2 separate regions of the Mus musculus genome follow, and region 2 is linked to region 1. A link is a contact called in ENCODE Hi-C or POLR2A ChIA-PET data. All regions are on one chromosome and are shown on one strand. Each heading gives the region's core, a stretch centred on a gene start or an enhancer-like site at or near the end of the contact. The rest is flanking DNA. Distances are from core to core; before and after follow the strand shown.

The links. A loop is a pair of places that touch in the nucleus more often than their neighbours do. ChIA-PET counts read pairs that join two places held with the same protein, here RNA polymerase II (POLR2A).
Region 2: a map of heart shows a loop between it and region 1 (9-fold over the local background). The contact joins the promoter of Edem1 here to the promoter of 0610040F04Rik in region 1. A Hi-C loop is called at or near these places in 2 of 37 maps with a recorded cell type or tissue (T-helper 2 cell and heart). POLR2A ChIA-PET finds 5 or more read pairs at or near these places in 3 of 5 experiments (Patski and embryonic stem cell).

Annotation. Positions count from the first base shown.
Region 1 is chr6:108,656,753-108,663,608 of GRCm38, reverse strand. It overlaps 0610040F04Rik (RIKEN cDNA 0610040F04 gene), which reads left to right and starts at 2,675. Exons shown (of 7, transcript NR_104577.1): 1 at 2,675-2,792. It overlaps Bhlhe40 (basic helix-loop-helix family, member e40), which reads right to left and starts at 2,980. Exons shown (of 5, transcript NM_011498.4): 1 at 2,617-2,980; 2 at 2,379-2,448; 3 at 1,997-2,104; 4 at 965-1,088. The coding sequence starts at 2,696.
Region 2 is chr6:108,825,335-108,832,190 of GRCm38, reverse strand. Edem1 (ER degradation enhancer, mannosidase alpha-like 1) reads right to left here and starts at 3,550. Exons shown (of 12, transcript NM_138677.2): 1 at 2,958-3,550. The coding sequence starts at 3,451. It overlaps Gm35417 (a long non-coding RNA gene), which reads left to right and starts at 3,915. Exons shown (of 2, transcript XR_377956.4): 1 at 3,915-3,974.

The DNA of each region.
Region 1 (6,856 bases), core at 1,426-3,925:
GAGGCTGGCAGGTTACTTCTGAGCTTTAGGAAAACCAAAACCAGAACAACCAAAACCACCACAAAACTAAAACCAACAACTCCAACAACTGCTGCACACACAGAAACCTAACCTATTCATCAAATAGTTGCATTTCCTCCGTGCAGTTTAACTAGGCTCTTTATTTGTAAGTCTTCTCCATATACTGTAGCTCACACACACACACACACACACACACCCCGAGATCAGTCCTGATCAACTTTCTATTTTTAGAAAGAAAACTGGCAGACATACTGGCTTGGTTTGGTTTCTGTGATTCTCATTCTAGCCTTGGACAGGACTGAAGAACGCCTATTGGGGTACATATTAGGATTCCCCCTGGTCTGTACCCCGATTCTCTGAAACTCAGGATAAATGAATGATGAAAGCAGTGGTTTCGTTGGATTGTGCAATTTGCCAAGATACCTGGTGGCTATTCAGGGAACCACAATGGAAGGCAGGCAAGAGGAAAAAAAAAAAAAAGAAAAAAGAAAACCTGCTGTCATCCTGCCAAGACTGCACCCCACATCCAAAGAGAAGGAAGCAAAGAAACAGGAAAACACTGGGGGCAGACCCGTGTTCTGTTCGCCCATGAATGAGGGCTCATCAGACCAACTGTAAAAACACCCACAATGCAAATTATAGGTGCCTTGGCATTTTAAAGGGGGATGGGGAAGTCTCCCATAACCTAGACACTCTCAAAATGTCACCGAAACATTTCATCACTGGGCTAACATGGACTCATTTCAGGTGGCGCACAGCAGCATTCCGTATGGCAAAATATGACCTTTTAGGAAAGAATCAGAAGAGCATCTCCCCCCCCCCCACCCCTGCCCAGTGACTGTGAAAAATGAATGGTAACAGAAGAGTCAGAAGCCAGAGCGAGCTCCCAGGGGCTAGATTGGCACTGAGCTCTCAGGAGACACTAATCAGGCCGGGGACTCACCAGCTTGTAAACCGCTCTGCAGGGCAATGATTTTCTGCTGCTGCTGATCAATTAGATTTGTCAATGCTTTCACGTGCTTCAACGTAAGCTCCAGAACCACTGCTTTTTCCAAGTGACCCAAAGTCTGAAGAAGAAGAAAAAAACGGAGAGTCTGTCACCCGTGAGGTCAGTGGAGTCCCTTCTGACACTATCTGTTAGGAGAATTGGGTGTCAACAACAACAAAGATAGGAAGAGTCTTTCCTGCTCCACTAAATTTAAAGTTTGCAGATGTTTTAACATATACACATAGATGATCAAAAGCTTAAAAAAAAAAAAAAGCCAGACACGTGTTGTCTATCTTTGGAGGCATTTTGGTAGTTGTTACAGTCTAGGGAGTGAGCTGACAGATATATTTCTCCAGCAGCTGCCCTGACCTTAACTTAGGGGACTCCGGGGATAACATTTATCTGCTGTGGTGTCAACCCAGGGAGGGATGTCTACTGTGTCTGGCAACCAAGTGGCTTTCCCAATGTGTTGCGTTTCTTTCTTTCTTTCTTTCCCCCCTGACACTTGTTCAGAACTTCCAGTCATGCTGGCTTTTTGTCTTCCTTTCCAAATACTTTTCCCGAAGGAAAAGCTAAAAAGCTTTTGGCTACCAGTAAAGATTATGACGAAAAAAAAAAAAGGCACACATTAAATAAAGTAGGTCCTATTGTAAATGAAAAGCGGACAAGGCTTAAGTTTTTAATTTCGTGGTTTGCTTCTTTAAGTCAGGGAGACTACAAGGTGGTGAGAGAGAGAAAAAAAAACTACCAAAAGGAAGCTGTGTTAGTGTTGAAGCCAACTTAAAGAGGCCCCAGATGGTTCTGGTTCTGCCTCTGCTTAGGAAGTTCTGGGTCTGGGGATGGGTTCCCTCCAAACCAGAAGCTTTGATCCGCCCGTCTAGCATGCAGTTCCCCGTGACGCCTGCAGGCGGCGAGAGACACCCCCACCCCACCATCCGCCCTCTGGGCAGAAGAACTGGGTTGGAGCGCAGCCAGCTTCTCACTTACAGTAAGTTTGAGATGTTCGGGTAGGAGATCCTTCAGCTGGGCAATGCACTCGTTAATCCGGTCACGTCTCTTTTTCTCAATCAGCCGGTGCGGCAGTTTGTAAGTTTCCTGCATGGAATACATGGAAGCAATGGGTGCCCGGGGAAGGGAACGAAGCTTCCTCCCTTCCTTCCCAACCGGTAGCAGGGGGGAAAAATTCTGCGAGGGCGCAGAGACGCACCCAGATTCACCTTCTCTGCCCCTTCTTTCCCAAGTCACTCATTTGTGGCAATGAGCTCATCTCATCTTGAACCCCCCAGCCAACCTTGAAACAAGCAAACTTTTCTTGGAAACTCAGCGCACACGAGGGGCTAAGGAATGAGGTTCCCAGGGATGCACCTACCTTGCTGTCTTCGCTCCGTTTTATTCCCCGCCTGGACTTGTACACTTGGTACATGTGGGCAAAATCCATCCTGCAGGGAGAGAGGTCAGAAAAAGCCGTGACTCCCGAGTGCGTACTAGCTGCAGGAGCCCTAGACGTGAAAGAAGCCCCCTATACTCTCAGAGATGCCCCAAGTTGAGAGTGTCGCGGAACACAAGGTTAGGAGTGGAGACTTGAAGGGATCACAGCACACACTTACCCTGACAGGTCTCCGTGCTCCAGCCCTGGAGCTTTGGGCAGGCAGGTAGGAGGTGGTTGCGCGCTGGGGATCCGTTCCATGATGCGGCGAGCAGGGGCCACTGTGCGCTCCTGTCTGCACTTAGTAGAGTCTGAGAAAGGGCTGCCCTGGAAGGGAGGATCCGAGGGTCTCAAGAGGTATGTTCCTATGAGCTAGCCTGAGCTTCCTTGCAATGCGCTGGGATGCCAGGAGCAGCGGCTTTGAGGTGTCGCTTCAGTTGGGGGCGTGCATGGCCGGGTGTCCCCACGGCTTCTGGCTCCCGCTCTGCACACAGACTGGCGGTGTGTGCTCGCTGCGCTGTCTGCGCCGTGCGAGCCAAGTGAATGAGAAGTGGGGCGGGCGGAGAGGCGGGAGGGAAGGGGGGGTTGCTCAGGGCGGAGCGGGCGGGGCGGGGGGGGGGGAGTTGCTGGAGGGGACGAGCCGAGGAGTAAGGAGAGGCTGCGGGCTGGGTTAAATGGGAGCGAGTGGGTGGGTAGAAGCTACGTGTTCTACCCTGTGACTCCAAGCACGTCTGGCCGCTGCCGGGGAGGGAAGGAGCGACCTGCCCGCCCTCCCCCGGCTTCATCACATGAGCCTCACGTGTTGGACAACGCTCTGGCGGCTGCGAAGTGCCCCCCCCCCCTCCAAACCTCGGGCCCCCAGGTGTCTGCGGCTGCGGCCTCCTTTCCCCGAAAGAGGGGGTGGCAGCGCAGCCAGAGTCCTGCCCAGCTGGGTGGGGGGCACGGAAGCTGGAAGGAACCGGGGAGCTGGAGGGGGGGGGGGAAGAGTTGGTAACGTGGGCGAACCTGCCCCAGGGAAATGAAGTAAGTTCCCGTCTCCTGGGAGGGAACGGGGGAGGACGGATTCCGCCCGCGTCTGACTCAAGCCGGGAGAGGAATATCCCCTTGGTCGCTCCAGCCCAGCCTTCTTCCTCCTCCCCCGCCTGGCCCGCTCCTAGGAACCGGTGCGCAGCTGAGGGAGTCGTCGGCCCCCCTTAGCCTTCTCCAGAGGCTGGGGTTTCTTTCCGTCCTGGCTTCCCAGCCCCCCCCCCCCCCCCCCCCCCAGCGCTCAGCCTCAGTGTCCAGGAATTGCCCGCCTTGGGGAGGGACCGAGGGCGGGGCGGATGTCACCCCATGGGAAGCGGGCTGGTGGCCAGGAGCTAGGGCAGCCGAGGCCGCCGCCGAGCACGCCGCGCGCACCTGACCGTGGACCGTGTGAGCCGTGCCGACCCCCTCCCCCCACCCCCACCCCGGACTCTCCCGGGAGCTCAGGTCCCAGGCGCAGCCTGCGGGTGGCCTGGCACCCGACTGGCGCGCACCCATCTCCTCCCGCCTTTCAGGGTGCCTCACTGCCCCCACCCACCCTGGCTAGTCAAGCACAGAAAGATACCGGGCACAGTGCCCGGCGTTCCCTCCCTCCTCTGCCCCCTCCGATGCAGAGGCGTCCGGGTCGCCTCCCCTCCGGCTGCAGCGTTACACAACCGCGGCGACGGCGCCTGCCCTGCAGCAGCGCGGGGCGTGACGCTTCACGTGGCCCGGACGCGGGCCGGAGCTCGGCTCACTTGCAAGCCTCTCCGCGCTGGCTTCCAAGCCTAGACCCCCGCGCACCGGGCTGCAAGGGATCTGCATGGGATCCCGCTGCTAACCAGGAACTTGGGTGGCGCTGTTTGCAGTCTATTCCAGGACAGGAGAGAGAGAGGAGAAAGCAGGACCCCCCCCCCCGCCCGGGTCCCTCCTCCCGCCCCATCCTCTTGGTTGATCACAGTGAAATCTCCACATTTATGCAGCACAAGTTCACTGAGCCCTTTACCCAGTCGAGCTCGCGGCTGGAGACAGTGGAGGTGGCAAACACGGATTTTGACCTTGAATTTACAAGGACCTTTGGGAAGGAGCCAACGAGGCCAACCAGAAGACCGCCTTCAGCAGAAAGTCTAACAGGGCCACTGGCAGGGAATATAAGATGAGAAAGTTTTCATTTAATACTAACCAAGAGGTTTAGGTAGTAGGGGTTAACCCACAGGCCGGTGCGCGGGGCACAAAGGGGCAGCACCAGGGGCCCCAGCTCTCTTCAATCTCGCGGAGGCCGCCCGGCCCCACCCCCACCGACCTGCATTGGAAAAATCTGGTCTCTTTGACCTTCTAACAGCCCGGAGCTGGGAAAGCATCTGAAACGCAGAACCTGCGGCGCTGTGAGCGGCGCTGACACACAGCAAGGGGCCAGTGGAAATTCATGACTAAAATAAGGCCTGGCTGGGGATTTCACTGACCTCTGCGCTCCCCTGCCCTGCAAGTTCGGAGAGTTGAGAGATGACTGTTAACCTTCCCTACCGTGCTTAGGGTCAGTCAACCCGCTGCGGAGTGACCTGGCTGGGAAATTGGGGGAAAATGAGGTCACTGCTAGAACTGGGCGCAGTTTGGTGGGTCAGTCGTCATTGTCAGTGTTCTGACGACCTGGAGGACTGGGATTCGCATGTTGATCAAACTGGGAGTGCATTTCCTTCAGGTCGCTCAAGCTTCTACTTCCTGTTTATGTTTCACAAGCGTCAAACCCATTAGTAAGTGTGAGAAATGATTGCTTTTCTAACTGTTCACTGGCTGACCTCACTTTGGGGCTTAGAGATCCATCCCTCCTCCCCAGACAGACATAGTTTGGCTGACAGGTTATAATCAATCTCCCTGGAGGGAATGAATGCTCCCACCTTCCTGCCAGGAGGTGAGCAGCAGGACCAGAGGTTTGGATGTGTCCTGGCACTCTTGAGGTAGGGTGGGAGTGAGGAAGGGCTGCCACCTTCCTGTGACTCTAAGGGGGAAGCGTTGTCATGGTTGCGCCAAAACTACAGTTCCACTAGGAAATACCCTCTGTCAGAGAAAGGAGGATATGTCCTCTCTTGTGTCCCCGGCCCCTTCCCCCCAGGAGTTAATCTCTGCAATTTTGCCTGCATGGTTCATGGTTCAGGAAAATAACATCCTTAAAATCATTTAATCAGTAACTTTCCATCGTTACTTGCTCTGTAGCTGTAAATAACAAAATATGTAAATTGTTCAATTAAAAAAAAATTTTTTTAAGTTATTTACAAGCTCCCTACATCAGGTAGGCGTTGATCTCGAAATCCTCCTGCCTCAGCTTCCTGAGTTCTGAACATTGTAGACATAAACTAATTCCTACTTTTTATTTGTTCCAAATATACTCCCAGGCTTTAACATTATCCCTATCTGGCTGTATCTGGATTTCTTCTTTTTTTTTAAATTTGTAAAAAGAAGGGAGGGGGAAAGGAAGAAAGGAAGACAGGCAGGCAGGCAAGCAAACAAAATAACTTGTGTGTTATTTAGGGGCTATTGTAGCTCAGTTGATAGAGTTGCCTGCCTGCCTGCCTGCCTGCCTGCCTGCCTGCCTGCCTGCCTGCCTGCCTGCTCTCTTGTTTGCTTGCCATGCATTAAAGCCTGAGTTCTGTCCCCAACAGAGCATAAAACTGGGAGTGGCGTCACCATTTGCCTTTAATGTCAGCAATGTGGAGGTAAAATCGGGGGGAATCATAAAAAATATTTTTATATGTTACATATATATACATATATAGATATCATTTAATTAAAAGTTAATAGAAAGTTAGCTTGGGCTAATGACACCCTGTTGTAAAAAAGAAATCCCAATTTGGGATTTCTACCTTGCCTTATTCCATTTAGTTCCCAGATAAGAGACACACAGAACTTTCAAGCCTTAGTCAGTGCTAGAGCTGGGCAGATACCTACCCTCTATGTTATTAGAATCTGCTTTCCTACCGATAGCCCCTGGCTACTACTTTGTTGCATCTGGACAGCTCTTAGCTCTACTTGGCCAGCCTGCAGGGCCCCATTTCATGGCTCACCTAACCCATGGCCACTTCTCCCTTCTCTCCTCCTCCAAACCCGGATTGGGATTAAATTTTTCTACAACAAGACCATGTCTCAAAAAGTGATACAAAGGAGAAATCTGTTGGTTTTCCCCTGTATAAATTGCAAATATTTGAAAAATAATTTCTCTAGTAGGTACCTTTCCATCCTGAAGGGTATTACAGTCACCTGCTTTAAAAAAAAAAAAAAAAAACTGAGACAGTCTAGTAAGAAAGGAAAAAGCATTCCCAAGGGTGGGGTAGGGCTGGTGAGCTGAGAAGACCAGATGTTAAAAATCTTTATGGATGCTTGTTTAGTTGTGTGATAATTCTCAGGCTATAGGCTAAGAACTTGGC
Region 2 (6,856 bases), core at 2,301-4,800, 170 kb before region 1:
ATCCCCCAAGATGCCAGTGGGACCAACAACTTTAATCAACCACCATCACTTCACTTTGTCAAAGAGCCCCAACCCCCACCACTACACATGGACATGGTAATCATTTCAAGAGACCCTGTCTACCCTCTCTCCTTCCTATGAAACTGAAGGCATTGTCTAAAACCTGTAGTTACTTTAGACTCCAAAGGATGAGAACAATTACCTATGAGGCAGTATAAGCAAGTCATCTTACAAGAACTGGCCCCTCAGTTAGGCAATGACAACTAGGAACAAAGTGACACTATTCCTAGTTAACAGGCTCACCTTGTAAGACCTGAGCTGTTACCATAATGGCCAAGACCACAAGTCCACCCAAACTGCTTAGCTTTCTTAATCTCTCATACTCTGCACCAATCCTTCCTCTACTTGGTCGTAGGGCTCATGGCAGGTCCCTGAACCCCAACTCAAGGGGAGCAGGACCCCTGTATTTGTACCTCTTCCCAGGAGGTTAATTAAGACTCTTTACTCTGCCTTGTGTCAGTAATTGTCTCTTTAATTGGTACCTTGGGATGAGTGGCCAAGCCTGGCTTATTAGGGCAGCTGGAGCTTTTAATGGAACACTCCTGGTTACGTTAGGAACAATCCTTAGCATGAAAGGAAGACAGAAAGACTAACAGACCAGCAGACCGAAGGAAGAAGGAAAGAAGAGAGTATGGAAGAGCCACTTTCCAAGGAAGCCCGTCCATCAGCAGAGCAGTTCCTAGTCCAGAGAAAAAGAAGAAAAGAGAAAGACAATGAGGTATAATGGACGGGAACATAGCTGATGCTGTGCTCAAGGTTCAGTTGGGAATGGCCCAGAAATGCCCTGTAAAATATTCAAGGGAGGTTAAGAGTGGTCATTAACAGATGTTCAAACCTTTTCTATGTCTTGGTGTCAACTGTCAACCTTTGGTTGACTTTTGGTACACAAACAAAAATATTGTCTTTGTAAAATAATAATTTAAAAACATCCAAAATAGGTATATGCTTAAGTTGCAGCTACATGAAAGAAGAAAGAAAGAAAGAAAGAAAGAAAGAAAGAAAGAAAGAAAGAGAGAGAGAGAGAAATGTGCTGCCATATGGACAGGAACTGACAGAAAAGATCTACTAAAAATAACTAGTGGGATTTTTCAGTTTCCCCTCTCAGATTTAATGAAATTTGTTCTCACAAGATAAAGAAAGGGGAGAGAAGAGGAGGGGAAGGAAAAGGAGGGGAGAAGAGGGAAGGGTGAAGGCTGGAATTGAAGAAAACAACAACCATAGGTATGGAGTCTCTCCTGTGTCTCTTAGGAGTGAAACATCTCATTCCCTTCCTATAATCCCAAAAAGGACCGATGTTACTTCACATAACTATCCCCCCCCCCCCCCCCCGCCTCCCAAAGAAACTGGGAGAAAATAAGCCGGGCGTGGTGGCTCACGCCTTTAATCCCAGCACTCGGGAGGCAGAGGCAGGCGGATTTCTGAGTTTGAGGCCAGCCTGGTCTACAAAGTGAGTTCCAGGGCAGCCAGGGCTACACAAAGAAACCCTGTCTCGAAAAACAAAAAAAAAAAAAAGAAAAAAAAAGGAAAAAAAAAAAGACTGAAATTTAGCTCAGCTATAAAGAACTTCGTGTGTTCAATTCCCCCACACTGCTGAAATAAAGTAGGAAGGCTTTGGTTTTGTCGTTGTTGTTTTGTTTTTTGTTTTTCAACATATACAAAGGCTGACGTATACATATACATAGTGCATCAGTCTGCTACAACTATGAAAAGACCCAGGCCCTCTGTGTGAGATGCTCCCTCTTAAAGCTCATCGGGCTGCAAATTCAGACACAAATCTACAGATAACCAACCCACTTTTTATAGCTCTTCCTGCACTTTTAGAGTACTAGCTAGCTGTGTGGGGGAGTCACGGAGTGCGAGTAGAGGTCAGAGGACAACTGCAGGAGTCTCTTCGGTTCTTTCTCCTTCTTCCATGTGGGTCCTGGGGAATCAAACTCCCGTCTGAGCACAGTGCCAAGGGCCCTTACTGGCTGAGTCATCTCATCAGCCCTTAGCTTTCCTTTTTGAAACTAAGAATCCTTCCTGGCTTCCATAAGGTAAAGGGAAATGCACATGCCAGATGTCCAAGGGTGTCCATGTAGAATGCCAAGACAACAAACAACCTAATAACTCCACTCCCATCTAAGGAGAGGGAAACACGACAGTCACCAACCAGCCTGACTTGGTCTGTGGCAACGCACACCCTTCAGGGAGGAGGAACTTGGCTGGGTGTCCTGCTGTCTTGGACTTTGAAGTCCACTCGAGTAACCCCGGAACTCCACCTTCCCATACGTGGCTAGTGGGCTGCGAGGACTAGTTGACCTTCTGACAGCACCATCACCCCACTGGTGTTTACGATGGTACCAAGCAATGACGGTGTCAGTCAACTCTGCGCCTAAGAAATCATCCTTCAAGTATCCAGATCGCCAATCTGGGCCAGGCAACTACCATTCCTGCCAATAAGCTCCCCTCAGTCTAGGCTGCGGCCCCTGGAAAGGAGAAACACTTAACGCCTCATCCCAATCCGGGCGTCCAACTCACTAGATGGCCCCTTTCTAGGAACCCGCTCCTTAACCTTATTAAAGCTTTGGGTGTGGCATTCTGATCAGGAGTGGGGAGGCTTCGTTTTGAAGCGGAGTTTTCCAAAGGAAACCTATATAACCAGCACTTAGATATGTGTCTATCTGGAGCAAGGGATACTGTGATTGTCCCTTCCGGTCTCTGGGACTCAGTTTCCCCATTTGCAACAGAAAATGACAAGGACAGCTGTCCTGAAGTTTGGAGGGTCAGGGAGAATCAAGGGGATGGCAGTCCACTGGGGTAAGGAGAGGAGGAACCTCGGACTACTGCGGACCTTAAAGACCCTGGTGTGTTCTCAGGGACCCGGAGGGGCGGAAGGCAGCGCGCGGGCTACTCACGGGTCTCCGCGGTCAGGCCCCCGGCCGCGGCAGTAGATGGGGTTGAGCTCGTCCTGCGGAAAGGCGTGCGCCATGTAGTTGTCATAGCCGAAGACGAACATGCCCCGCGCCAGGTCGCGCATCTGGGCACGCAGCTGCGGCGGGAAGGCGCCGCTGTAGCGCCGCTCGTACTCGTCCGGGCCGCAGCCACCGCCGCCCAGGGCATAGCCCCAGTGCGCCGGGCCGCACACGCCCGGTCCCGGCGTCGGTCCCGGCTCTGGCGGGGTCTCAAGCCGCCCCTCCGTTCCGCGCCTTGGCCGATGAAGCCAGGCCGGGCCTCCGGGCGGACCAACTGGCCCCGAGCCGTCGGGGTCCCTCAAGCGCTGGAAGCCGAAGCTGAGCGGAAACCGCTGGTAGAAGCCCATGCTGGGCCCCAGCCCGAAGACCAACCAGAGCACCGCGTGGAGGCCGAGGCGCAGCAGCACCAGCCCCAGGACAAGCGCTCGCCATTGCATGGTCGCGCGTCCGCCGCGGGCATTATTTTGAAGCGCCGGGCGCGTCCCCAGCCGACCGCCTCCCCGCGCGTCCGCCGGGAGCCCGCTCACTTCCCCTTTAAGGAACTCCCTCGTGACGCACCAGGAACTGGTCCATTGTCCCCCGCCCCGCGGACGGGACCGGCCCGCCTGGCCCCGCGTTCGCCCGCCGGCCGCCGGGGATTGGCCTCCACCGGCCCGGCCTCGAGGGGCGCGGCCGGGGACTCCCTCCGGCTCTATAGGCCGCCCGGACTGCAAGGCCCCGCCCTGCCACTGGGCCACGCCCCCTGGGCGGTTCCGAGTCTGGTCTAGCTGGCGTGGCGAGCCTAGGTCGCTCTGGCTTTTGGGGAAAGAACTTCCAGCCAATAGGAGCGCGGCACGGGAGCTCCGGGAGCCGGACACAGACATGGCCTCTGACCCGCCCTAGCCCGGGTAAATGGTGTCCCTGAACAGAAGATGGATGGGAGAAAGCCCGTCCAGGTATGGAGTAGTAGGTGTGAGAAAGGTAAGGGCCAGGGCCTTTAGGCAAAGGAAGTACTTACGAATATCTAGGAAAGGTTTTTAACTTGGTGGGAGTGGGACTCCCTGGTCCAGACCGCACGAAATGTCCAGATTTTTTGTTTTGTTATTGGAACGCCTTAACTTGGAAAAAAAAAATTCATAATACTTCTAAAATACTCCAAGATCACATCCAATCCCAACAAGGCGGGAGGGGGAACTAACACCAGATCATTTTCATCAGAACCATTTAAACATCTTTTCCTGACAGTCCTATCATCTCATCGCAGTGCTAGGCAGAGGCGACCTTGGAAATGTAGGGCAGATTGGGGGTTTAATCCCATCCAAGTGCTAATTCCTATAATTAAGGTTACTGATTTCGTTTTTTAAGGGCTGTGGCTTTCAACACTTGGAGCGCCTGTAAAAGTTTTGCCTTTCCTAAGATTATACCCTGTGTCTATCAAACTTGCAAAACATAAAAATAAAAAAGTAAAAAAAAAAAAAAAAAATAGGGGAAGTAACGAAATCAGTAATGCCTGTCACCAACCTGAAGGCAATGACAGGGAGGACTTAGGTAAATCCTGGACCATTCTCCTTCCATTTTGGGGTCAGAATTGTCCCTGCAATGTGATAGGGTACAACAGAGCAGCCAGCAACAATTTAAGTTCTTTGGGTTGGGAGAGCTTATTTTGTGAGATACAAAGGCCTGAGCAGTATACAAAAAAAAAGGGGGGAGGGGGAAGAAGTTACTGGACTGGATAAACTTGTATAAGACCAACTGATTCCAGTCCTTGACACGGAACTACTAGTTTCTGCCTCCCTGAAGCTAACACAAACTGAAAATGGACATTAAAGCTATGCTTTGTTTCCTCCATAAGCTACTTCTGTGCAAATTTTAGCTGAAATGTAGCTTGCACTCTGGTCAGCTGTCAGCCACTGATGACAGCAACTGTTCTCACATTACAGAAAAGCCCTAATTTTAAAAGACGAGTCTAATAACCATAGAAAACCAGCTAGTTTATGAAAAATGCTTTTCATGGCACAACTGACAATAAGTGCCAATAGAACAGGTTTTCAGAACGCTAGCATGTATTCCTATTTTATCTTCATTAAAAAAAAAAAACTAAAGATGAAGTATCTGTGACTGTCCCTTTAGACTAGGATTTCTCAGATTGAATGTAGCTGATGAAATTGAGACAACTCTATCTAATCAGAATATTCAGCCTTAAATATAAAAACAAATTCTAAGACAGGATCTCACTATGTAGCCCCAGTTTGTCTCCAACCTGTAATCCTCCTGCCTCCGCTCCAAATGAGATATTATGGGAAGGTTTGTGATAGGTTTTTCCAAATACATATACATTCTCACAAGAGTACCTCAGGACTAGCATGAAAAAGTCACTTCCGTTTTAGGTACAGCTTTACCGTGCAGCTCCAAAGACACAGCTGAGAATCTAGTCAGAATCCTGCCTTGTAACTGTAACCTTGTTAAGTTAGTTCCTGCACTGTTTCCCCTGCTGCAAAATATTCCCCATTTTAAGACATGAACAATACTTACCACAAACTCTCTCATACACTTACAAAAACAAAACAAAAACCCAACAAACAAAAACTTGTAGTAGTAGGCCCTGCTAATAATGACATGAAGAAGAAAATAAACTGGTGTGCTGCCAGGCAGGAGTGACTTTTATGTGAGTGGGACCAAGACAATCTCCTGTGAACTGTTAATTTCTGAAACAAGTAACTTTGCCTATTAAAAGTTAACTTATTCAGACAGGCACGGTGGCTAACACTTTTAATCCCAGCACTTCAGAGTCATAGGCAGGTAGATTCGAGTGAGTTTGAGGCAGCCTGGTCTTTTTAATGCCTGAAGTCCTCCTCAGGATGCTAAGGCTGGACTGCTTTGAGACCAAAAGACTAAGACAGTTGAACAGCACAGTGAGTCAACTGTCCCAAAAATAAACAAACACATGATAGTGAGCTTCCATCCCCTCCCCCAGCCCTCCTGTCCCACAAAGGGAAATCAACTTAAATGTTCAGTCTCTCTGAACTGTGGCAAATGGTGTAACAGACAATAGCAATGTGAATTTCGTTTTGCAGAATGGGAATTGAAATAAGCTATAAAAATAGATATAAAGTTAAAAGACAAAGAAACAGAAAACCCATTGTATGGGACATACTGTGTAACAACTGAGGGCTGACCACTGTCACAGATGAACTGCCTGGCTACTATTCTGCTTCCCATGTAAGGGAAGCCAGAGAGCTACTTGGCTCCCCCACCCCACCCCCCACTCCCCTATTTTTGAAAGGAAGAATTAGTTCTAAGTGTCCCAGGTTTCTCAAAGGCTGAAATGAATTCTTCCTGAGTCTACAGCAGCTACAAGGTGTTATTATTAGTTCTAAACAGCTTTGGAGTAAAAGGGCATACAACTGTAAAGGCCTTTCCAAAAACATAAGCCTGTAGGTTTTAAGTCTTTCATCCACGTCACTGCATCGTTCTGTAAACTGTGATTAGCCCTTACACCATTAAAACAAGGTGGAGGAAAATAAATATTTCTGTATTTTCAAGTAGATGGCATATAAAAAAACACTTAACATAGTCACTAGGCAAATGCTGTGAGTGTGTATGCGTATCCTCACCTCTAGTATGCCACAATCACTAAGAAGCTGGGTTGGAATCCTCATTAGATAGACTGGAAAAGACATCAGCAACTCACCAGGGATACTACCAGTTAATGAGAAAGAAAAGGGGGCATTCCCCCAAGTGCCAATATGACACTCTTCGAAATCAGGCTACATTAGCATGTTAAACTGAGACTTCTGCACCACATTCCTTCCTTTTGCCAGTGACTCCAGATACTGCTTACATTGACTCCACTCGTTGCATTC